Regions from separate parts of the Homo sapiens genome. Here regions 2 and 3 are each linked to region 1. Evidence: chromatin loops called from intact Hi-C (ENCODE). Cell type or tissue: CD4-positive, alpha-beta T cell. All regions are shown on one strand.

What was found. Peaks named below come from ENCODE experiments on the same cell type or tissue, not always from the same donor. Only the 100,000 strongest peaks of a DNase experiment are listed, where the experiment ranks them.
Region 2: a loop joins it to region 1, with 10 times the contacts of the local background. A loop is called at or near these places in 28 of 110 quality-filtered maps.
Region 3: a loop joins it to region 1, with 2.0 times the contacts of the local background. A loop is called at or near these places in 66 of 110 quality-filtered maps.

The regions. Positions count from the first base shown.
Region 1 is chr13:23,574,633-23,582,632 of GRCh38, reverse strand. All of the region lies in intron 1 of TNFRSF19 (TNF receptor superfamily member 19), which reads right to left. Among named protein-coding and RNA genes, the nearest start is that of TNFRSF19, 8.2 kb to the right of the region's middle. RefSeq lists silencers at 2,653-2,712, 2,913-3,392 and an enhancer at 7,633-7,782. In CD4-positive, alpha-beta T cell, a CTCF peak has its summit at 3,762 (motif pointing left); DNase peaks (open chromatin) are centred at 3,342 and 3,772; H3K4me3 peaks cover 1,790 bases; H3K27ac peaks cover 385 bases; H3K27me3 peaks cover 1,016 bases.
Region 2 is chr13:23,370,343-23,378,342 of GRCh38, reverse strand. It overlaps SACS (sacsin molecular chaperone), which reads left to right. Exons shown (of 10, transcript NM_014363.6): 3 at 3,074-3,224; 4 at 7,178-7,265. It also overlaps the pseudogene RPLP1P13. Among named protein-coding and RNA genes, the nearest start is that of SACS-AS1, 45 kb to the left of the region's middle. RefSeq lists silencers at 2,446-3,255, 3,296-3,365. In CD4-positive, alpha-beta T cell, a CTCF peak has its summit at 3,102; a DNase peak (open chromatin) is centred at 2,722; H3K4me3 peaks cover 860 bases.
Region 3 is chr13:23,463,567-23,471,566 of GRCh38, reverse strand. It overlaps LINC00327 (long intergenic non-protein coding RNA 327), which reads right to left and starts at 2,055. Exons shown (of 3, transcript NR_038995.1): 1 at 1,376-2,055; 2 at 877-1,053. RefSeq lists an enhancer at 4,725-4,884 and a silencer at 4,995-5,274. In CD4-positive, alpha-beta T cell, CTCF peaks have their summits at 4,401 and 4,615 (motif pointing left); DNase peaks (open chromatin) are centred at 4,696 and 5,136; H3K4me3 peaks cover 955 bases.

The DNA.
Region 1 (8,000 bases):
GTTTCACAGTATGTCAAAACTTACCTAATTATAAATTTAAATATATGCCACTTACTATATGCGAATCAATCTCACTAAGGGTGTTAGTTTTGTTGAATTTCAGTTGACATGTAATAATTGTAATATTTATCGGAGACAGTGATATTTTAATATATGTATACAATGTGTAATGATCAAATCGGGGTAATTCACATATGCATTATCCCAAATCTTTATTATTATTTTTTTTTTTGAGACGGAGTCTCGCACTGTTGCCCAGGCTGGAGTGCAGTGGCACGATCTCAGCTCACTGCAAGCTCCGCCTCCCGGGTTCACGCCATTCTCCTGCCTCAGCCTCCCGAGTAGCTGGGACTACAGGCGCCCGCCACCACGCCCGGCTAATTTTTTTTTTTTTTTTTTTTTTTTTTTGTATTTGTAGTAGGGACGGGGTTTCACCATGTTAGCCAGGATGGTCTTGATCTCCTGACCACCTGATCCGCCCGCCTCGGCCTCCCAAAGTGCTGGGATTACAGGCGTGAGCCACCGTGCCCGGCCAAGCCTGTGAATATTTAATAATCAGCTGCCACAGGACAAATATATTTAACCGTTTAACTGTTCCCTGGCTCTCTTATCACATAGGCAGCTATCAATGTATTTATTGGGAGTGTGTTTTATTCAAGTGGGCATTCCTATTCAATCTGTAGTCAACACAAATAGAACATGTTGGCCTTTTTCAGACTTTTTAATGCTTGATTTTAAATATTGATGCATCAGTTTTAAAAGGGCTTTGGCTTTTTTCACCTACTAAAGATGCCTGGAGTTTTTGTTTGAATCGTGTTAATTTTTCAGGGGTAGAATTGGCCACAGGGGATTGAGTTAAGCACAGGTTCAGAGATTGCAATAGGTGAAAAAAGAGACTCAAATTCTTTTTATGAATGTTAGCAGAATTCCTTACTTATGTTTAAAAAGTCCCCAATATGCCCTAAATTCATGTAACAGAGCTGTAACTAGGAAATTAATATATTAAGGACAGCATATGACATTACATGTCGCAATCCATTTTCCATTATAAAATATATGTAAAAAGCCTATTATCATCTGAAGTTAAAAAAAAAAGTTCTGTCCCTTTAAAAAATCTCTTTTACAGCTACTTTTACATGTGAGCAATGTTCCTTATTCAGTCTTCTGGATAGAAAAGGCACATCGACGGCCGGGCGCGGTGGCTCAGGCCTGTAATCCCAGCACTTTGGGAGGTCGAGGCAGGCGGATCACGCGGTCAGGAGATTGAGACCATCCTGGCTAACACGGTGAAACCCTGTCTCTACTAAAAATACAAAAAAATTAGCCGGGTGTGGTGGCGGGCGCCTGTAGTCCCAGCTACTCGGGAGGCTGAGGCAGGAGAATGGCGTGAACCCGGGAAGTGGAGCTTGCAGTGCGCAGAGCGGGAGCTTGCAGTGCGCAGAGCGCCACTGCACTCCAGCCTGGGTGACAGAGCGAGACTCCGTTTCAAAAAAAAAAAAAGAAAAGAAAAAAAGAAAAGGCACATCGACATTGCAATTTCCAGTGCATAATGCTCTTCATGTGTCCATAACTGCATATTCAAGATCCAGCCTGGACTCAGAGTTGCAAGACACACTCCGGCCAAAGAAACAAATAACTTTTATGATTGCTCTGAAAATACTAACACCACCTCTCAGAGTTAGCACTTACTATGGAAAAAAGTTTCCTAAAGTCAGTAAAGCCATGTGGCTTTGGTAATAAAGTAGATATGGTAAGACATTTTCATAGATTAAAAAGTAAAGAACAGAGCTCATGATAATGCTTCATGCATTGATGCCAAGGCTATATTGTGCAAATGAAAATGCATTTCTATGTTTTGTTTTACTTTCAGAACAATTTGATAAGTGTTATGCAAAGAAGCTTTCTTTTTAAGTACTCACATCTCTGTGAATGTCAAAAATTGTCTTCCACACTAGGACTCAATTCTCACCCCTCCAGTTCTATACCTTTCAATTAGATAATAAGCACTGCCTGGAATTTTTAAGACTACATGAAAGCAGTGTTGGCAAAAACGCCTAAGGTGAAACTGCACCACAGAAAAGGTACTGAGTAAATCCTGAAGTAACGCAATGTAATCCTCCCTTTTGCATCTAATATCTGATCATGAAATGACAACACTAAGAAATATCGTTTGCATGAGGTATGTTTAACAATAACTGTTTCCTGTTTACATAAAGAAATTGTTTGGTTTTGTAGTCAAAGAAACTGTCATGGGGTAAAAACTACGTCTTCATACATATCTTGGGTTAAACTGTTTCAGTTAAAAGAAACACTGAACAATGGTGATGATTTTGTATGCATATTGAGTCCTTTATTAACATGCAAACAAATGACATGGGTTTCTTACAATAGTGAACGGAGACTGGATGACTAGTGCACTACCATCAAAACAGATCACAGAATTTTGATCCGCCAAACTTGATCTCCAGGAGTATATTAGCCAAATTTCTGTCCCATGAGATGGCATTACACGCATTGTAAGAGCTGGCTTTCTCACTCTCTAAATCTATCACAGGCTCTACTCATCAATATACTAATAATTCCTGCTGAACTCTAAGGAACTCTTTCCCACAGAAGGAATATACCCTGGGCCGCTCACAGACAACGCTCTCCCGCCGCTGGCGCTGGTCCGGGATGCGGCCCCGAGACCCCTGCAGCCGCGCGCTGGCTCAGGGGACCTCCGCAGGACGCGGGCGGGCGCCGGGGCCGGGTCGGGCTTGGGCAGAGTGACAGGCTCCCAGTCGTGAGCCTCACAAGCAGATCTATTTACAATATCCCGGATAGGAGTCCAGGTCGCGTCGCTCGCGTCGCCCGCGGGGACCCGGCGTGAATTCACACGCTCCCCTCCCACCGCCTCGCCGCCTGTCACGGCCCCGAGACCCGGTCAGCCCCTTCGGGGGTTCCCTTCGCCGCGCAGTACTCCGCCCGTGAGCAGCCCCCGCCTGCGCTCCTCCCTCCCTAGGGCGGCCGCCTCCACTCCCGGCTCCCACCCAGCGGGGATCCACCAGGGCGAGGGCTGAAGACCTCGCGGGACGCCGCGCGCCGGGGACAGCGACGCACCTACCTTCCCAGCCACCTGGGAGGCTGCAGGTCCGGGCCGGAGCCCGAGGCTCAGGGGCGCGCGGAGCAGTCCTGGTTAAGGCGCAGGGCGCGGGGTTGCATGGGGGTCCAGTCCAGCGTGCACACCGTGCACCTCCCAGCGCAGGGCTCCGCGCTCTCCCGTAGCCCGGCAACGGCCGCCACCCCAGAGCCCCGCCCACTAGGAGCCCCGCTCAGGGCACCGCCCACCCGGGCCCCGCCCTCACCGCGGCTCTCGCCGTGGCTCCGCCCCCGTCCAGAGCCCCGCCCCCAGCGCACACTGCGTCAGCCGGACTTGCTCTGCAGCTGGGTTCTTTGGAGGCCCCCACTCCGCGGCTACTGAAGCGGATGAGTGTGAGGCTGACTGGGGGCTTGGGGATGGGGGACCGGAGACCACCAAGAACATGGCTGTGTTGGGAAACTTTCCTTCAGAGCAGAGAGGGAGGGTTCCTTTCCGCCGGGGTGTTCCCCACCTTTCAGCCTTTCCCGCGTGGGCCCGCATCCCAGCCAGAGGGGATACGGCGGCCAGGTCTGCGCTGCTGCGCCTGAGCTCAGGTCGGCAGAGGTCGCAGACCTCGGCTCCTCAGCCGGCAGGGACTCGCAGGTGCGCGTTCCCACGGACGCCTCCCGGGGAAGCCCGAGTTCGCCTCCTGCAGGCCGGGAAGCACTCGCCCCGAGACGGCCGCACCCTCGCAGCGGAAGGGCGTCTGCACCACAGCTGTAGCACCAGCGCGTGCGAGGCGGGGCCAGGGCCGGGGACTCACTGGGCAGTTTTGCTGAAAGGGTTAAGAGAATCGCGTCTGTAAAATACTTTTCCACCAGTAGAATGCTGTAAAAGTGCAAGCAGTATTGTTCTATTCGTTCACCCAAGATACGGTGCATGACTTTGGTACCAAGGCATCCACCGTTTCTCACGTGTTGGTTTTGACTTCCCACTCAACTGCACTGTGTGGATGGACCCAAGTCCCTGTTTCTTGTCTATACCCCAAGGCCCACTGGAGCCCCTCCATCAGTATTTGTTGAATGAATGAGTGAATAGGTTGTTGTATTTAATTGCCCAAAAGCACAGCTTGTGATCCCAGGCTTCCAACGGCGTAGCACTATACTAGGTACTTGTGAACAATGTTAAAAATATTATTCCCGATGTCACACCTTGATAGAGGTTGTATATTTCAAATCTAACACATCCAGAATATAGATCCCAATAACGACTTATTGGTAAACGATTTCCAAATGATGTACGTTATCTAATTTGAACCTCAAGGCAAGTGTGTGCTTCCCTGTCCCATCTCCCAGCGGCTACCCGATCAGACTCCAGCCCTCAGTGCACATCACTACCATATTCATTCCCACATCCCGCTGAACTTCTTTATCTGTTTCCTTCCCCAGCTACACCTGGATCTCCCGAGGGCATCTCCTAATTCCTTGATATCCCGGGGCCTAGCACACGATGGATACTCAGCACTTCTAAGCTGAGTTACTGCATCTTCCTTTGCAAGGTCTCACGCAGTCCCCCATCGTCCTCTCTTTGTCTTGGTGCCCACCACCTCCTTCACCACCATGCAGACCCTCCCCACCCCTCACCACAGCACTGCCTCGGTCATCAACCCCGCTTCCCGCCTTTCATCACTGCTACTGTCAGGCTGAAGAGTCACAGGAGGTTCCTCACTGTAAAGAATGGATTCTGCGCTCCTTAGATTAGCATTCCGAGATGTCCAGGTGCAGCCCTACACCTATTTCCAGCCTTGCCTCGCCTCTGGAGCAGGCTTTATAAACTGCGCCGCGTGGCCCTTCCTTTGCTCTCTACTTCCTCTTCGTGCTCTCCCATCTTACCTCTGAGCTTTACCTACTTGTCTTACTCCAGTTTCAGCACCTCGCTCAAAAGCCACGGCTCTCACGAGTTTTCCCTCAATTCTGAGCCTATGTATTTCCTTGCTCCAAGGTTTGTGGCAATTTAGCACTTGCCCATTGTGTCCTGTATCATAAGATTCTGTGTACTAACTTTCTTCTTCAAGGAGTTAAAAACACTTTCAGAGAAGGGGCATATTTTGTTCCGATTTGTATCTCTGACAGTATCAATCATTCAAATAAATGTTCAACCAAAGCTTTCTGAGTGGAATTGAATCTGCCAGCTCAGGAACTACCTTCTCTGACTTCAACCAAATGTTCTTCTTCTCTCTGACCTCCTTTTGTCCTTAGAGACAGTAGTAACACATTACTCAGTTCATTAGTTCTTGAATCATTTTACGTGTTTTGACTGATCTTCCCGGTTAGCCTGTTAGCTTACAACAGAGAGAGAACCTATTGTTAGCCTGAATGGGCTTGGGCATCTGACAATCTGGTCCCAATGCCAACCTGTCATTCAGTAGTTGCATGACTTTGGAAAAGTTACTTAACCTCTCTAAGTTTCTGGTTCTCCATATGTAAAATGAGTTGCTTCATTGATGGTTGGTAAGTATTAATAGATAAGGTATTTAAAGTGCTTAGGCCAATGCCTAGCACTTACTAAATAGCCATTCTTAGTAGCAATATATCCTCTTACAATGCCTAGCATCAATCAATAAATGATCATTGACGGTGAGAAAAAGGACATTGAACCTCTGGACTCCAGCTGTTAGATTCATCTAATTCTTTAAAGAGACTCATTAAGTTAAACACAGTTGGCCCTCCACATCCATGGATTTTACATCATGGCTTCAACCAACTGCAGATTGAAAATATTTGAAAAAAAATGAATGGTTGTGTCTGTACTGAACATGTACACTTTATTTTGTCATTATTCCCTAAACAATATGGTATAACAACTATGTACACAGCATTGACATTGTATTAGATATTATAAGTAATACAGAGATGATTCAGAGCATATGCAAATTTATACCATTTTTTGTAAGGGACTTGAGCATTTGCAGATTTTGGTATCCAAGAGGGTGTCCTGAAAGCAGTCCCCCTCAGATGCTGAGGGAACAAACACTATAGTTCCCACTTTCCCTCATTTGAGTGTTGTATGATTTGGAGACAGTGTCTGAACAAAAACTCAGGCACACAATTGAGCACCATAGTAGTATAAAAAGAGTTCTGTGGGCCGGGTGCAGTGGCTCACGCTTGTAATCCAGGCACTTTGGGAGGCCGAGGCAGGCGGATCACCTGAGGTCAGGAGTTTGAGACCAGCCTGGCTAACATGGCGAAACCTCGTCTCTGTAAAAATACAAAAATTAGCCAGGCATGGTGGCAGGTGCCTGTAATCCCAGCTACTAGGGAGGCTGAGGCAGGAGAATTATTTGAACCCGGGAGGCAGAGGTTGCAGTGAGCCAAAATCACGCCACTGCACTCCAGCCTGGGGGACAGAGCAAGACTCGGTCTCAAAAAAAAAAAAAAAGAATTCTGTGATCCTTAGGCTCATGCAAAATGAAACTGGATGCTTGTAATTAGGACTGGGAGCATTTTACTTCCTTTAAAACACTGCATATCATTAATGGGTTAAAATTTTTACTGGAAAAGCAAAATTGCTATGACAATCTTGATAGAGGTGTTTGTTTTTAAGATTTATGTTAAAAGTTAGTTTTCTGAAGATAGTTTTAGCAATATCTGAGCTGACACAAAGTGCATTTGTTTAAAATATTTTTCCCCAAAAGTTGAACTAAGGAAAACTTGAAAAACCCCTGAAAGAATAGTTTCAGTGATAAATTAGCTCGCTGGTAGCAAAGCTAATGAAAAATTGCCTAACTTCTAGTCATTTCTAGTGTAAATCACTATTCCTTGGGAAAAAAGTGGAATAGAATGCAAGCTACAGGAGAATATGAAATTTTGTCTCTTTGGTTTACAGTTTCTGGCACATAGTAAGTTCTCATTAAAAATTTGTTGGATGAATTAGTAATTGAGAGTGAGAATCTCAAAGAGTAATAAAGTTTTCCAAATACAGTTAAGAAAATAAGTGGAGGAGGAACCCCCAAGACCTAGCTATTTAAGTAATTCCCGATACCCACTACTGCCAATTATAGACTATCAGCATGGGGCTGAGGGAGCACCGTGAGGCCAATGCCCAGTGACTTCCTGAATGCTGCACACCAAGTTAATTAACAAAGCTGGAATCAGAATCTGGGCTTTCTGTATCTTAACATAATCTTCACCATACCATGGGTGCGTAAACCAATATATATGAAAAACCCAAGGAGGCTATTTTTATAGCCCCCTCCTGTAAGTGGAGCTCAAGACACTTACAGAGCAAAGTTGTTACAAGTTGCAGCACTTGCACTGATCTTTGTGAGTTTGGCCCTGAGTACCTCATTGGCTAGACCCTTTTCATGAGTTCGATGAGGGAAGAGACAGTCCATTGACTCTCCTTCTCTCCTTCCTGATGAACATGGTGGACTCCCCGACCTAGGGCTGGCTTGAGGCCAGGCTGGCTGGGCAGCAGCCCATGGTGCTAAGCTATAGAGCCACCAAAGAATGGGGGGCATTTAACAGGATGGAGAAAACTATCTTTATCAGAACTCCTCTCAAAGACAGTGGGTTATGTTGGAAGGAATGGTTTTATGAAGTCATTGGAAACCCCCACATGACTTCTCCTTCCCCTTCTCATCAAAGAGAAAATTTAAGTCACAAAGGAGGGTTTTAAACTACCTACTTAATCTAAAGAAGTGAGTATTGATTTTGGCAAGTGGGTGGGTTTGAGGTAACAACTTTGGAGCCAAAGCTGAATGACTAGTGACAGTAGAGGAGAAATTAAAGCACAGCCAACACAGCCACCAGGGAGCCTCCCTCTGCCCTCCCATCACAGAGCTCACCCAGGTGGACAACGTTTTAAAGAACCATCCTTTAAAGGGGACAAAATCACTCATTCTTCCAGGGTGGCTTGGACTGGCCTTGCCATCACAGAAAGA
Region 2 (8,000 bases), 200 kb after region 1:
CACGTTTTTCCTTTCTAATGCTAAGTCCTCTCGCATTACTCACTGACTTATGTAAGCGTGACTGTATTTCCAGCCCTCACTGGTTAATTTTCTTTGGCAAAGCTGTCTTTGAATAACCCAGGATTTCTGGCAACCAAACAACAAACTCTCATTAAAATGACCAGTAGACTCAAAAGCACCATGTAAAATCTGTACAATCCTGTTTTCTCCTATTTTGTACAGCACTCTAGGGAATTTGTAATGCCCTCTTTGGAAGGAGAAAAGGCAGGAATGCTAACTCAGAAACATGACCTCATTTCCCAAAGCATGTTTAATGTCGCTAAAAATAAAAGCGAAGCAATTGTGTCTACCTGAGCACAAAGAGAAGAAAAGTTTTGTCATTTTTCTGGCACATGGTAATTGAATCTGGCCTGTCCAATAAATTCCATCTGGACCACTGGGATATCCCACGGAGGATCTACTCTTGGGACTACTCTGTGCCAGGCAGGGATGTTGGAGCTGGAATCCAGGAGCCCTGTGCTGGGTTCACTCCTGGCTCAGAAGGAGACAAGGCCAGGAGGAGTGGGCCAGGCGTTGGACGGGAGTCTCGCAGCACTAATGCCTCTTGAAGTATCTGTCACTCCCACCACAGATGCTGGGGCTGAGGTTGAATCTGAAGGAGGAGTGGGTACCGGGGAAGGAAGGAACACATATGCACAGGCCACACAGGAGAGCTCCGAGAGCGAATGTGATGTGCTGGAGCCTGGCAGGAAATGTGGTGGGTAGGAAAGTCAAGTGGAGGGCACTGGATGGAGGGCATGGACAGGATAAGAAGATTTTATTTTATCCTGCTGATGTATCTATTTGGGAGCAAAGATGTCTGTTCTGACCACTCTGGTAGTGGACTGAGTACATTGTAGGAAGAGAGTAAAATGAACAAACCAACCACCAGGCTCCACGGAAAAACCGAGGTTTTTCATTCCATGTTTTCATTCAAATGGTTTTGTTCCCAGAGGTGGTCCAGGAAAAGCCTTTGCATTCACATCAGCTACATTGTGAATTTTTTTCAGGTATAACTCACATACCATAAAATTTGCCATTTTAAAGTGTACAATTCACCTGGTTTTAAGGATGTTCAAAAAATTGTGCACATTGCACTACTAATTCCAGAACATTTCCACCATCCCCAAAGAAACCCCACACCCATTAGCACTGCCTCCTCGTTCCCTCCCCCCACAGCCCCACTAATCTACTTTCTGTCTATGGGTTTGCCAATTCTGGACGTGTCATATAAATGGAATCATACAACATGTGGTCTTCAGTGACTGGCTTCTTTCACTTAGCAGAATGTCTGCAAGGGTCACCCATATTGTAGGATGATTCACTACTCCATCAAATTCTATGATGAGTTTATAGTTTTTCCAACAAGAAAACCAGGTGTGTGCCACCACACCCAGCTTATTTTTGTATTTTTAGTAGAGACAGGGTTTCACCATGTTGGCCAGGCTGGTCTCGAACTCCTGACCTCAAGTAATCCACCCGTCTTGGCCTCCCAAAGCGCTGGGATTACAGATGTGAGTCACTGCACCCAGCCAAGAAGTACATATTTGGCCCTTAGGGCTTTCTGGCCTTGTCTTTATACTGAATCACCATATTCTCCTCCAATTGATGGAGCATACTTACTTACCTCTCCCAAGTAGGAAGAGGCATGCATGACTTCTATCATTCCCTTTTTAACTGTGGTAAGAGAGATGGAACAGCTGTAGAACATTCTCTGTATTTACTACTGATGATGAGTTCTGAGTAATAATTTTTTTTGGGGGGAAGGGAGAAATGGCAATTTATTATCTATTTTTTGGGGCAACTCTAAAATTTAATTCTGTTCCATTCAAGGTATTTAAAATAAGGAGCACACAAGTTTACTTGTTCATGATGTAGCCTTTGAATTGCCTTAATAGATGTCACTTTTTTTTTTTGCAATGTGTATCATATATACCTAAGAGAAATAAGCCAAAGGAACAGCCTGAGGTTCCCCCAAGCCTCTAAGCCCCACACACTTTCAAATTACATGGCAACTTTACTTATCGTGGGGCGATTTCATCAACTCTTAAGACTCATGTTCCTGCTTTCAAGGAGCTTGCGGTTGTGATGGGAAGACATTCAGGCTACCAACAATATAATATTGCCAAAATAAGTTACAAATATTTTTAACGTGTCATAGGATACATTTATGTGCATTCTGATCTTACTTTGCTGCTGGCTCTCTTTCCTCCAGCAAACTGAGCCACTGATCCTACTTCTGTGCCTCAAAAACCGAGCACAGAACGAAACCGTGGAAGACACTTGTGTTCTGTAACCAGCACGTTCCCTTCTCGGAGGCCACTATAGATCTTACTGGAGATGCTTCCATGGAATGAAAGTCATTAGAGTTCAAGGAGACACAGGCCCTAGAAATGCCTAGTTCTGCATTTCAATGCACTGTTGAGCTCTAAAAGGGACAACGCACCTGTCCTCTAGCTGTACGCTCTGTATACCCTTATTGGGTTTGCCTTCTGGCAGAGGCGCCTCTGCAGGCGGGGCGGGGCCTGGCAGGCGGAGCCTGGTGGGCGAGTGGGGCGGGGCGGCTCCTTCGCTAACTGTCCGGATTGGGCAAGACAGAACTTGACTGGGCGGGGCCTGGATGGGCGTTCCCTGGGGGCGGGGCCTGGCGGGAGGGGCGGGGCGGATCCCCAGCTAACGGTCCCGGCGGGTGGGCGTGTCCCCGCGGGCGGCGCCTGCAGGGCCGGGAGTGGGCCGGGAGCGCGCAGTCCCCGCCCCCGCCTGCTCCTCGGCCGCCGCGGCTTCCTCTAGCGTTTCCTCCTCGGCGCGGGCTGCTGCGTACGGGACTGCGCCATGCGGATCCCGCCCTCCCGGCCCGCGCGGGGCCTGTGGACGCGGTAGGGCCGGCCGTGATCGGGCGCCGGCGTCAGGGGCGGGCGCTAGGGGCGCCTGCCGCGCCGCGATGTGGGAGAGGTAACGCGGGTGGAGGCCGCGCGGGCGCTGGGCGGGCGGGTGGCAGCCGCAGCCCGACTGAGCGTCCCTCTGCTTTCCACAGGTGGGTCCCGGTGACCGTGCTCCCCGGCTGCGTGGGCTGCAGGACCGTCGCGGCGCTGGCGTCCTGGACCGTGCGCGATGTGAAGGAACGTATCTTCGCGGAGACTGGCTTCCCGGTGTCGGAGCAGCGGCTGTGGCGCGGCGGCCGCGAGGTAGGCGGTGGCCGGGGGCGCTGGGCTGGGCTCCGCCACGCGGAGGAACGGCGGGCGTCGAGGGCCCGGGGTGGGCGACGCAGGTTTCCGCGGGCGGCGCGAATGACTCCGGCAGCGTGGCCGCCTGTGCTTGTCCTGAGTTGTGGCTTTTCATCACTTGCCTTTTCCGTTTGCATCCCCCACCCCGAACCCCACCCATCATTTCATCTGAATCTTCACTTTCTGAAATTCAGAGATTTTTTTTGGTGGACATTGGAGTCAGAAGTTTTTTTTTTAGACATCATCAATGAAGTGATTTAATCATTACTCATTTATTTCTATTTATGTAATAAGTTTAAGTAGAATGTTGGTAAATATCTTCACCTTTGATATATTGGAAGTTTTTTCTCCATTTTTGATACAGAAATTTGGCACTGAAAGAATCTTTAGACATAATTTAATATAGAACCTGTTATCTTGGGGAGTAAACATACTAAAACTTTTAAAGTTCAAGTGATAGGTTGACTTGATAGGTCAGAAAATTTTGGAAAACAAGAATATTGTTATGTATTCTTTAAGATTGGTTAAAATTCTATAGCTTTCTTAAAGGGAGAGTTCAGTTGAAGACATTTTACTGACAGTTAACTCTTTTAAAACATTTCTTTTTTTCTAATAAACATCTTCATGTGATAACATCATTTCCAGCATTTAAAAGAGTCACAAAGAGTTGAACAGATAATACAAGGAATACTTGAGCGTATAGGATGACATTTCAGGTGTTGAATTTCCTTACTACTCGATACAAATATTATTGGTGAAGTAGTTGGTATCTGTGATTTTTCCTGCTTCAGTGTAATCCTGACCTTCTGTGTACTTGAGTCAGTTTTCTAGTCCTTTGCCCTCCTTGACACACATTTATTACCTGTTTTCATGCTCCTCGGGGGATTCATCAGTCCTTCTGATCAGTTCCCCAAGGTGTTCGTTGGCATGCAGACATTGACTTGATTGAAGTCTTTATTATTTATTTTTACTTTTTTAAAGAGTTCAGCTTTTTACTGAACATGCTGTAAAACAGGTCGGGTCAAAAAGTCCAAAGCCATGTCATCACCAGAGTCGTCAGATTCTTTGCGTCCACTTCCTTGTGCTCAGCTGGAGCAGCGGCAGTGGAGGGGCATGACTGGCCTGTGGATGAACCCCTAGCCGCTGGAGCAGGTCCTCCAGCCCCTACATTGCAGAGGAGGCTCCTGATGTTGACATTGGCCAGGGCCTCTGCAAACAAGCCAGGCCAAAAAGGTTCAGCATATCCCCCGACTGCTTTTTTTCCTTTTTTTTTTTTTTTTTTGTGAGACGGAGTCTCGCTCTGTCGCCAGGCTGGAGTGCCTGCAACACTCGGCTCACTGCAACCTCCGCTTCCCTGGTTCAAGCGATTCTCCTGCCTCAGCCTCCCGAGTAGCTGGGACTACAGGCGTGTGCCACCACGCCCAGCTAATTTTTGTATTTTTAGTAGAGATGGGAGGCGGCGCGGGGCGGGGGGACGGTGTTCACCATGTTGGCCAGGATGGTCTCAGTCTCTCGACCTCATGATCCGCCTGCCTCGGCCTCTCAAAGTGTTGGGATTATAGGCGTGAGCCACTGCGCTCAGCCCCCCGACTGCTTTAATGAGGGCATTGATCTTAACCTCCATGATGGACACCTCATCGTAGTGTAGAATGAAGGCCTAGTGAAGTCTACAACCGCTGAGACAGAGGCATTTGAGTGCCGGGCTTGTGCTGCTGCACCGGGTGCTAGTTGCTGGATGAAGTGAGGGCCTCACCCCAGCATAGCCTTAGCTTCTTTGGAAGGAATGGACCTCTTGGTGGCAGTTGGAGAGGCTGATTGAGGACTTTAGGCAGACTTGTGAAGGAGCAGTTTGTCATTCTTACTCCTTTCTCTATGCCTGCCGACATCTCTTAACCTTCCTCTCCTGGGTCTATACCCACTTCTTTGGTTCCTCCTCTGGTTCTACTTGATCATCTTGTCCCCTAGATGTGGTCACACTGAAAGCCTCCGTTGTGGCTAGCCCTGCCATTTAGAAGTGCTTTTGCAGGGTGTCCCTGCAAAGCATGGATATGGGATGGTGAAAGTGGCAGGGTGTGTTGACTGTTTGGGATTGGGGGTGTGGGTAGACAGGGGTCTAAGTAGGACCCTTTCGTCCTGGTATGAGGTAATGAGGTTCTGGACTGTAGCTGTAAAGGTGAAACCAAAGGAAAGGATATACAAGAGACTTTGCAAAAGTCAAAATTGCCACAATTTGGTACCAAATGGATGTGGATGTGGGGGATGGGTGTAGAATAAGTTGGAAGGTCTTGCCAAGGACGTTGGCAAGCTTTGAGTCAGACCAAGAAAATAAAGACGTAATCATCAGAGATAAGCACATACAGAGGGGGAAGTATGATGACCAGTTTGCTTTTATATATAGTTCAGCTGTTGGTGAGACATAAGGCAGCATAGCATCTAGGAAACTAGGAAGCGGAGAGGTGGGTGCCTTAGGTCCTACTTCCTGTCCTGCCTGTGTATATGTAACAGTTGCCAAATTAATTCATGTATTGGGGACTGATTTCCTATTTCTAGTATGAATGGGATAAAGCTAATTCTAACCAATTCTAAAGTCTCTGCTAGATAGTGATGTTCAGTAGGCAGCTGCAAATCTGGAACTGAAACTCAAGGGAGAGAGGTCAGGCTGGAGATAGTAACTGATGCTGGGCACGTTGCTCCTTCTGTGTTTTGGTAAAATGTGTTGAGAATATGCTTATCATTTATTGAGCCGCTGTGTTACAGATACTGTTCTATGCATGAGGGATTTGTCCTGGTCTCCTTACTTTCTGTACATCATTTTCATGCTAGTCTCCATCTCTAGAACACAAAACTGAGTATGCTATTACAGGTCCCAGATTATAAATACTTTCATGCACGTATTCCCACTAAACCTTAAAGCAAGCCTATAAAAACTAGTTCACTCTTTGCACAGGTACTTCGGCAGGAGGACCATTCTTCACAACAAAAATTTAGAAACAACTCAAATTCTGTGACATATTAATGACTATTATACACCAATTAAAAATGAATTAACTAAACTGTACACAAATTTAAAAAAAAATTTTTTTCAAATAGAGACAGATCTCACTGTGTTGCCCAGGCTGGGGCTTTCTTTTAATAATTGTTTAACAATAGAATGATCATTTATGATGATGTCATTCAACCAGAGAACAAGAACAGTGTTAGTACTTACCTCTGTGCATCTTCTCCCCAGCCTGTATTCCTGTCCCTCTTTCCTTACCCCTTTGTGCTGATTATTCTCTTGCCTTTTTGGTAGTTTTAATAGTTCTATAAATGTGTGCATTTGTGTGTATACTTACGTATGTATGGATATGTGTTATGTTTGTATATATGTGCATATATGTTTGTGTGTGTAGCCTGAATACGTAACCTAAACAATATGCTGTTTACATTCAGTTGTTTTTAAACTTAAGAAACATTGTGTAGGTAGCAACTTAGAGCCAGCTTATTTTATGCAATCATATTATTATTCATCTAAACTAATTTAAAAACAATTTTTTTTGGTCCTCTAATATGTGTTGAGGTCTCATGGAGCTCTGTTATGAGCAATACACTTTGGAAATGTTGATCAGAAGAATGATTTTGTTTATGTTAATGATCCCGATTCATCATTTAAAAATTTAAATTATGTTAATGGAGAAATATATATATTTTTATCTATTTGTAATTAACGAAAAATCTTTTAGTCCCTTAAATTTTTAAATAAAGTTTTTGACTAAATCTGTGTTCCGTGGAATATTCACTTCTCCAGACAACTTCCTTCATGATAAGAAGACTTAACAAGCATTACTTAAGTGAAAAAATTTGAGATAATGTCTTGAATTTACAGTATTAGAGACTGTATTGCTTTTCATACATTTTCTTTTGCTTTTTTTCAGTTATCTGACTGGATCAAGATTGGAGATCTGACTTCCAAAAATTGTCATCTTTTTGTAAACCTTCAATCAAAAGGCTTAAAAGGGGGAGGTATAATATTGACTTTACCAGAAGTATATACCATGTTGGGTTGCACAAAGATTGAGTTTTTTTGTTTGTTTGTTTGGTTGGTTTTTGAAACTGAGTCTCGCCCTATCGCCCAGGCTGGAGTGCAGTGGCACAATCTCAGCTCACCACAACCTCTGCCTCCTGGGTTCAAGTGATTCTCGTGTCTCAGCCTCTGTTCAAGTGATTCTCGTGCCTCAGCCTCCCAAGTAGCTGGGAAAACAGGTGCCTGCCATCACGCCCAGCTAATTTTTACATTTTTAGTATAGACAGGGTTTTACCATGTTGGCCAGGCTGGTCTTGAACTCCTGACCTCAAGTGATCCACCGTCTTTGGCCTCCCAAAGTGTTCGGATTACAGGCGTGAGCCACCGCTCCCAGCCGAGATTGAGTTTTAACAAAGAAGCAGGGAGTAGAATGGTGGTTGCCAGAGGGTGGGGGCAGGGAGAAATGGGGTGTCATTGGCCAAAGGTACAAAGTTTGCTATATGAATAAAGAAGATCTGGAGATCTTCTATACAGTACAGGGCCCATGAATAACAATACTGTGTTGTATTCTTAAAAACTTACTAAGTGGGTAGGGTAGATCTGATATTAATTACTCTTACCATAAAAGTTTAATAAAGCACAACAGAAGAGATGGGAGGAAACTTTTGGAGATGATGGATAAGTTTATGGCACTGACAATGATAGTTTGATGGTTTCATGGTACGTACTTATCT
Region 3 (8,000 bases), 110 kb after region 1:
CTCGCTTTAATTGTACACAAAACTAATAAGGCAAAGCACGTAATATAATAACTATTTTAAAAGCAAATGAAACAAACTTTGGAAGGTTAAGTGGCAAAGCCGCTTGACTCCCATCACTTTGGCATTTCAATCAATAATAGAGTCTAAAGACCAAACAATAAAACAATGGTTAACATAGAAAAAAAGAAATACGAGTTCATTAACTAACCAGGAGATCTTATTTCCAAAGAGTAAATCTGATTACATTGTTCCTGTTTAAAACCCTTCAATGGCTTCCTTATGCCTAAAAGGAAAAAAAAAATCCAAATTCCTTTGTGTGGCATAAGAGGTTCTTTGTGTAACACAAGATCTGGCCCCTCATCACCTCTCCAGTCGTATTTCTCAAAAGACCTCTCTTGCTTCCTATACTCAGTCATGCAAAATGTTCTGCAATTCTCTGAATGCCCTGGCTTTTCTTTTCCTTTTTGTGCCCATGTCTGTGCCCAAGTTATTTGCTTTTTCTGAAAGATCTATCTTTCAAAACCTTCTTTTCCCTCCCTCCCTCCAACCCTGTTGACCAACTTATCTTTTAAAGTCTGATTCAGTTTCAGGGCCATCTCCTCCGAGACCTTCCTTCCTGACTGCTTCTCGAGTTCCCCTATAAAACAGTGACTGCCCAAAGAGCAGCAACAGTTTGTAAATCATTCCATTCATGCTGCCTAGAACAAAGCTGCAGTTGTGTTTAGTAAAGGTTTATCAAATGGATGAAGACTGGTCACTATTAGTCTTGACCCCTTCTATTTGAAATATGTGAAATACACAAAGTAAAATATAATTTCTGATAGGGGCTGATATCAGGAACTGTAGGAGATCTGTCCATTGAACCCAAGGTCTTACCTATTAAATCTCTACTGTTGCCAGTCTGCGCTCCTGGATTTTCAAGGGGCTCCGTGGAATTGGGAGGCTGATGAAGCTGGTGACCACCCTCCGTAAGCATGCTGTGTTGGTGATTCCAGTGCTTACTCCTTTCCTCAAATGTGGTCATAAGAAGTCAGGAAAGTCAATATGCTTTCACTAGGAAAAAAGGAGGAAAGCCTGCTTTAGTTGGTTGTTACATTTTTGATGAGGCGAAAATTCAAACAAAACTGTAACCACAAGGACCATTAATTGTTCTTTCCTGCTAATAACCATAGTTAGCCAATTGGATTGTGAGTGTGTGGCATGCTTGTATTGTGTATGTGAGTAGGGAATGCACGTGCGTTAAAGTTCACATGTGCTTAAGAGCTTAGACACACCCGCAATTTGCAAGACAGCTTCATGTCCTGATGTGGCCAAAGCTGTGTAAGAAGCCTGAGCTGTAATTACTCCGCACAAATTTACATCCTGGGGTACTCACATCATCCTGTGGTCTGTATGCTCTGTGGCTACACACCTGGCTGAGAACAGAATTAATGATGAGAAACGTGCCTGCTTCTCTGCATAAAAGATGATGTCTGAGTAGAAGGTCGCCAAGGGAGGATTAAGAGCAAGAATGCGAGAATGTGCTCAGGAATCCGTGCGTGAGATGATGAGCTTGTGAGCTGATGTTGATTCTGTGCAGTTCCCAGTGTCTTATTCACAGGCAAGATTTTCTTGCTCATCGTTCAGCCTTCAATGTTTTAAGCAAAGATTTTTAAAAAGATCTAACAGGAAACGAGGAGCTGCAGTGAAGCTTGGGCAGTCAGTTCGAATCTGAATAAATATTTGTCAGATTGGAGAAGCGCTGAAAGCATTAAGATACTTGGAGATTTCTCTTTTTCTTTGGCAAGAAGCATGACTGAGACAGGTAAGGGCTAGGAATTCTTCCGGATCACTCCCTCCAACAATGGTCTTTCCTTTGAATTTGCACTTTGGAGTCTGACACAGATTAGTGCTTCCTAGTCCTCTAACTGTAACACATGCCTCAGTTTCCCTTCTCCGATAAGATTGCAATATCTTTGGGTGCAGGAAAAAAAATAGTTGATCCTTTTCTTTGTAGCCCAGCAAGTTCCAGGCACATTAGAAACTGATTAGAAACTGGTACACAAGTGTTACTTGCTTAATTTATTATAAATGCTTTAAAAATGAGGCAATGACTATCATTGAAAAATAAAACCAAACTGTGAAGAACTTCTCTCTTCCTGTTAGTGGAGACTTTCCACAGAATTTTTTTTTTTTTTTGGGAGGCAGTGGACATGTTGAGTTTTCAATTGAATATTTTGCTGCAAACAACTTAGGAGGAGAGGAAAAAAGAAAACGCAAAGCCAAACAAAGCTGGTATTTTTCAAGTGCTCATTAATTTCAAAACCACGGTGTCTTTCATTGATTTTTTACCATTAAAAAGGACAGCAATGCCCATCTGCTCAAAATTCCATCCAGAAATGAAATTATGAATTAAAGCTGTGTTACACATGCACAATTGAGACATCCTCTGTTTGGGCCTGCCAGATGACACACTGAAACAGCCTGGGGTCTGCACTTGGGGTGCTGCCAAGGAAGCAGATACACGGCTGATGAAAATCATCCATCATTTCAAATCAGAGGTGCCATATTCCTGCAGACTCCTGTTATGAACAATCTCATTTGATCTTACATTGGAACAAGCTGTCTTCAACACTCAGGCCTGGCCCCAGGCACAACGAGGCAGATGGAATAGGAATCTCTCATTCCATGCCTGCATTTGCCGGAATTCTAGGATTTTGTCAGAAGTTTTCTTGTGTGAACCTAGCCTGACAGGATTAACTTCACTGAGTTGTGCTTCAATATCAGTTCTTACCTCCTTCAATTTGTGCCAAAACTCTCATGGAGGACAGTGTTCATCATTTTTTCACTTAAAACCATATATATGAGTCATTATATAGAGCGATTCTTTTTAGATTCAGTTTCCGGGAAAAAAATTAAAAAGTCACATGATCTTTCTGTCTGCTAATGATATTATGCACGTTGCTCTTGTCTCTATTTTTGCCTTGGCCTCCAGGAAGCTCACAGCCACGTTTTACACTCAAATACAGAAATAATATTACCATATGCTAGTATTACCGTATTTGTGATACTCTTTTCTGTTGATCCTTAGTTTCCATTTCCATTCTTCTTTTATTAAGCCTAACACGTTTTTTGTTGTAAGCTATATCAAAATCATTTTGGAGAAAGGCCAGGCTTATATAAATGATAAAGCATAACCATCTTTTATTTCCCAGCCAAGTGGTTTGTGTTTTAGAGTATATACTTTTAGAAGAAACAGATTGTTTCTTTAAACAGATGAAAATCAAATATCTTCCTTCTTCATGAAGTTAACCACGGTTAGATCATCCACATTGATACAGATGCCTGATAAAAGATCAGGATTGCGTTTGACAACCAGGTTTCTCTTACACATTCTCAGCAGCTTTCAGTCTCTGAAGTTTTTAGTCTTCTTTATTTACTACATTAATCTTGAGAGTAAACAAGGTTCTTATCAAAAATTAATATTTTAATATTAAAAGAATTTATTAGAAAATAATTTATTTAATCTTTTAATATTTAAAAGATATTAAATAAGTTTACAAAGACAACAGCAACTAAGAATGACCATGACTGAATAGAGCAAAACTGTACTAAAATACAACAAATAAAATAAAGGAATATATCCGTGAAATGTTAAGAAAGGCACTGGCCCAAATAATCAGTACTGAGACTCCATCTTGGGTTTGCTTTAAAGCCTCTAGCATGAAGCTGATGGCTGCCCAGTCATCTCAAGGGGCAGCACTGTCCCTTAGGAGCTTACAGTTGAAGCCGACTAGGCAACCCCTAGCCTTGGGCAGAGCTGAAACTCAGCACTTACACACAGGACTGATGTTATAACTCGGAACACAGACTCCTCAGTTTCCTTTGATGCTTTTTTTCTGAGGGCCACTCACATCCGTCTTCTGTCTTCTTTCATGATCCTATCTTAACAATCATGTAAACTCAATCCTTTATCAGACACTCAACAGAAGCAGACTTTGTCAATTACTGGTGGAGAGAGTGTCCTAAAGAAGCTATCCATGAAAACAAGGGTGACCCGGCAGGCTTCACGAAGCCTTCACGAAGCCAGAGGGCAGGGGACATCCACCCTCACTCAGGACACCCTTGGGGCACTCTGTGCATCACCCCGCACAGCTGCTACTAATTAAGCCCTTCTGGGCACCATGTGTTTCCGTGACCTGCTCTTCCTGTGTCTTGTACTCATAATTTTTTCCCATCACATCACATGATCCTGCAGTTTCGGGACAATGCTGACTTCCTCTGCCATCCTCCGCAGCACACAGTGGGGCTCCTGCCACCCCGGGCCTTCTTGTGTCCTAGCTGAGCTGTGGACGGCCCTGCTCTCCCACCGGATCCTCCTGGGTCATGGAAGGATTCTTTGGAGACATGATCAGCTTCCTTACCCACCACCTGTGTGCCTTGGGCAACTGGAGTTCTCAAGCTCCAAGGCCTTCGTTTTCTCAGCTGCAAAATGAAGAGACTGGAACAGCCTCCTGTTTTGAAGAATCCCACCTGAGTTTATATCAGAACAATCTGAGATAGATATATAGATATAGATATATATCTTTTTACATTTTTTAAATGTTCTTTCCCCCAAAACCATGTCCTTTAAGTGGAGGAATCTATTTTTTAAAAATGATGTGGTTGTGCCCTCCAGTGGTTGAGCGTGAAGTCATCAGGCTGTTCGGGTGACAGCAGGGCTCGCAGGAAAGCGCAGGCCGTGCTAAACCGCCGAAGGACGAAGGTGGGTCTAAAGATAGATGAATCTGCTACTCCGGAAAGCACCGAATCGCCGTGTAGACCGGTCACCAAGTATAACTGCGAGCCCCAAGGCGTCACCAGCATGGGCATCCCAGCCTCGGTGCTTCAAGTCCTACTTCTGCTTGGCTATCGGGAAAGGCACGGCTTCGGGGCCACTTCTAGGCTCTCAACACGCGGCCGCTGCTGGGAATCCTGGCGGCCGCGGCTCTTCGCTCTCCAGTGGACCCAGTACTCCGAGAAGCCGCAGAGGCCTGGCCGCTGCAGCCTGCTCCCGACACCCGCTGGTCCGCCCCTCCCGCTCGGCTGCAGGGCTGGGGCGCCCACAGGCGGCAGCCGTCAGCCCGCGCCCGGAGGAAGCCCACGGCCGCCCCGGCTCCCCGCCCGCAGACGCAGCTGCGCAGCCTAGCGGGCTGGGTAGCGGGACAGCAGCGCACGCTGCCCGCTTCCGCTCGCTCCCCCGCGGGCCCTGCTCGATCGTCAGGGTTGCTGCAGGCGGAACTGGAGGAATAAACGCAAAGCCCCAGCCCCTCGTGAATTTCAGGGCCCCTCTCACGTGCAGGGTGTTCCCGCTTATTTCCAGACTCCTTGGATGCAAAACAATGAGTGAAGAACTGACAGTGAAGGCGGAGGGACTTACCTAAGTTATGCAATGATAAATAAATGGCAGATGAAAAATGGGACCTTTGGTTTCTAGTCAAAGTCCTTAGGAAGCGATTCGGCAGACGCAGGCCCAGGTGGCGAGGAGAATGGCCCCTTAGCCAGCTTTTAGGGTTCCGTGAGGGCTGAGCTAGGAGGGAGAGAAAAGGTTAAAGACCCTTCCGGTCCTTAGCATCACCACGAATGAACGTTTACCGAGCACTTACTTTATAAAGAGCACTGTGATAGATGCTGGGGAATATTCAGAGGAATAAATAGGACAATCTCATTTTCCAGGTCTACATTCACTGGAAGGGTCCCCTCCTGCAGGAACTCATTACTGGTCAACCACTGTGCCCTGTATGAAATCTACATGCTGTAGATTTCAGACATGTTTTCTGCCTCCGAGAGATTTATATGCTAGCAAACAAAAAAAGACATATATATAAGGAGATAAATAATAGCCAAGATATTTTTTGAAAAGTATTTGGGGTAAAAATACACATAAAAACATTTACCATCTTAATCATTTGTATGTGTCCTCTTCAGCAGTGTTAAGAACATCCACACCATTGTGCAGCCACACTCCAGAACACTTTTCATCTTGTAAAACTGAAACTCCACAGTCATTAAACAACATTTTCCCATTCCCCTTCCCCTAGCTCCTGAAAAACCACCATTCTACAGATGCTCCTTGACTTATGATGGGGTTAGGTCCAGATAAACCCACAGAAAGTTGACAATGCATTCCATGCCCCTAACCTACTGAACATCACAGCTTAGCCCAGCCTACCTTAAACGTGCTCAGAACACTCACAGTAGCCTACAGTTGGGCAAAATCACCTAACATAAGGCTTATTTTCCAATAAAGTACAAAATATCCCACGTAATGTATTAAATACTGTACTAAAAGTGAGAAGCTCTAATAGTAAGTGCTCAGTAAATGCTCAGAATGGTTCTATGGTGTATTAGTGTGTTCTCACACTGCTGATACAGACATATGGGAGATTGGGTAATTTATAAAGGAAAGAGGTTTAATTGACTCACAGTTCCACATGGCTGAGGAGGCCTCACAATCATGGCAGAAGGCAAAGGAGGAGCAAAGTCACATCTTACATGGCGGCAGGCAGGCAAGGCAGGCAGGCAAGACAGAGCTTGTGCAGGCAAACTCCCATTTATAAAACCATCAGATATCATGAGACTTATTCACTATCATGAGAACAGTATGGTGGAAACTGCCCCCATGACTCAGTTATCTCCACCCTTGACATGTGGGGATTATTACAATTCAAGGTGAGAATTCAAACCATATCATATGGGTACTCAAAGTACAGTTGCTACTGAATGCATACTGATTTTTCACCACTGTAAAGTAAAAAAACCATAAGTCAAGCCATCTTACGTTAAAAATGGTTTGTACTTTGTCTCTATGAATTAGACTATTTTAGGTACCTCATATAAGTGGGATCCTACAGTATTCGTCCTTTTCTGTCTGGCTCATTTAACTTACCATCTTCAAGTTTCACTCATGTTGTAGCACGTGTCAGAAGTTCCTTTCTTTTTAAGGCAGAATAATATTCCATTGTCTGTTTATAGCGCATTTGTGTATCCATTCATCCATCGATGGACACTCGGGCTGCCTCCACCTTTTGGCTGTTGTGAATAATGCTGCAGTGAACATGAGTGTGAAAGCAAACATTTTCAATATTAGTTGGAGTGTCTGCTTTCATTTCTTCTGGGTATACATCCAGAAGACTCTATGGTAATTCTATGTTTATTTTTTTGAGGAACCACCACACTGTTTTCCCTAGTGGCTGTACACTTTTGCATTCCTACCAACAGTACACAAGGGATCCCAAGACATCATTTTCAACCTTAAAAAAAAAAAAAAAGCGGTTTCAGGTTCACAGAAAAGCTTCACAAAGAGTACAAAGAACACCCATATTCCCCAGTTGTTAGTATTTTACCACATTTGCTTCATCAGCTTTTGTCTTTATTTACAGACATATTCATTTTTGGCTACGATGCCCATCATCCCTAAATACTATTGTGTGGATCTCCCTAAAGCGAGGGCACTCTCCTATGTAACTACCACACAGCCCTCCCAACCAGGGCGTTGACGTCAATTCTGCATCATCTGGGCCTCAGACCCCATTCACATTTCACTGACTGTCCCAAAAATGTATTTCCTTTTTTTCCTTTTTGGTCCAAGATCAGAATCATGTGTTGCACTGAGCCGTCACATCTCATCAGTTTCCTTCCATTTGGAACAGTTTCTCAGTCTTTCCCTCTTTCATGTTTGTATTGGTTTGTTCTGGCTGCCATAGCAAAGCACCACAGCCTGGGTGACTTAAAGAACAGAAATGTATTGTCTCACAGTTCTGAAGACCAGAAATCCAAGTTCTAGATGTCAGCAGGTTTGGTTTCTTCTGAGGCCTCTCTCCTTGGCTTGCAAATGGCCATCTTCTCCATGTGTCTTCCTGTGATCTCCCCTCTGCGTGTGTCTGTTTCCTCATCTCCTCGTCTTAGAAAATCACCAGTTATATCAGATAAGGACCCACATCAATGGCTCGATTTTAATTTTAACTTAATTGCCCCTTTAA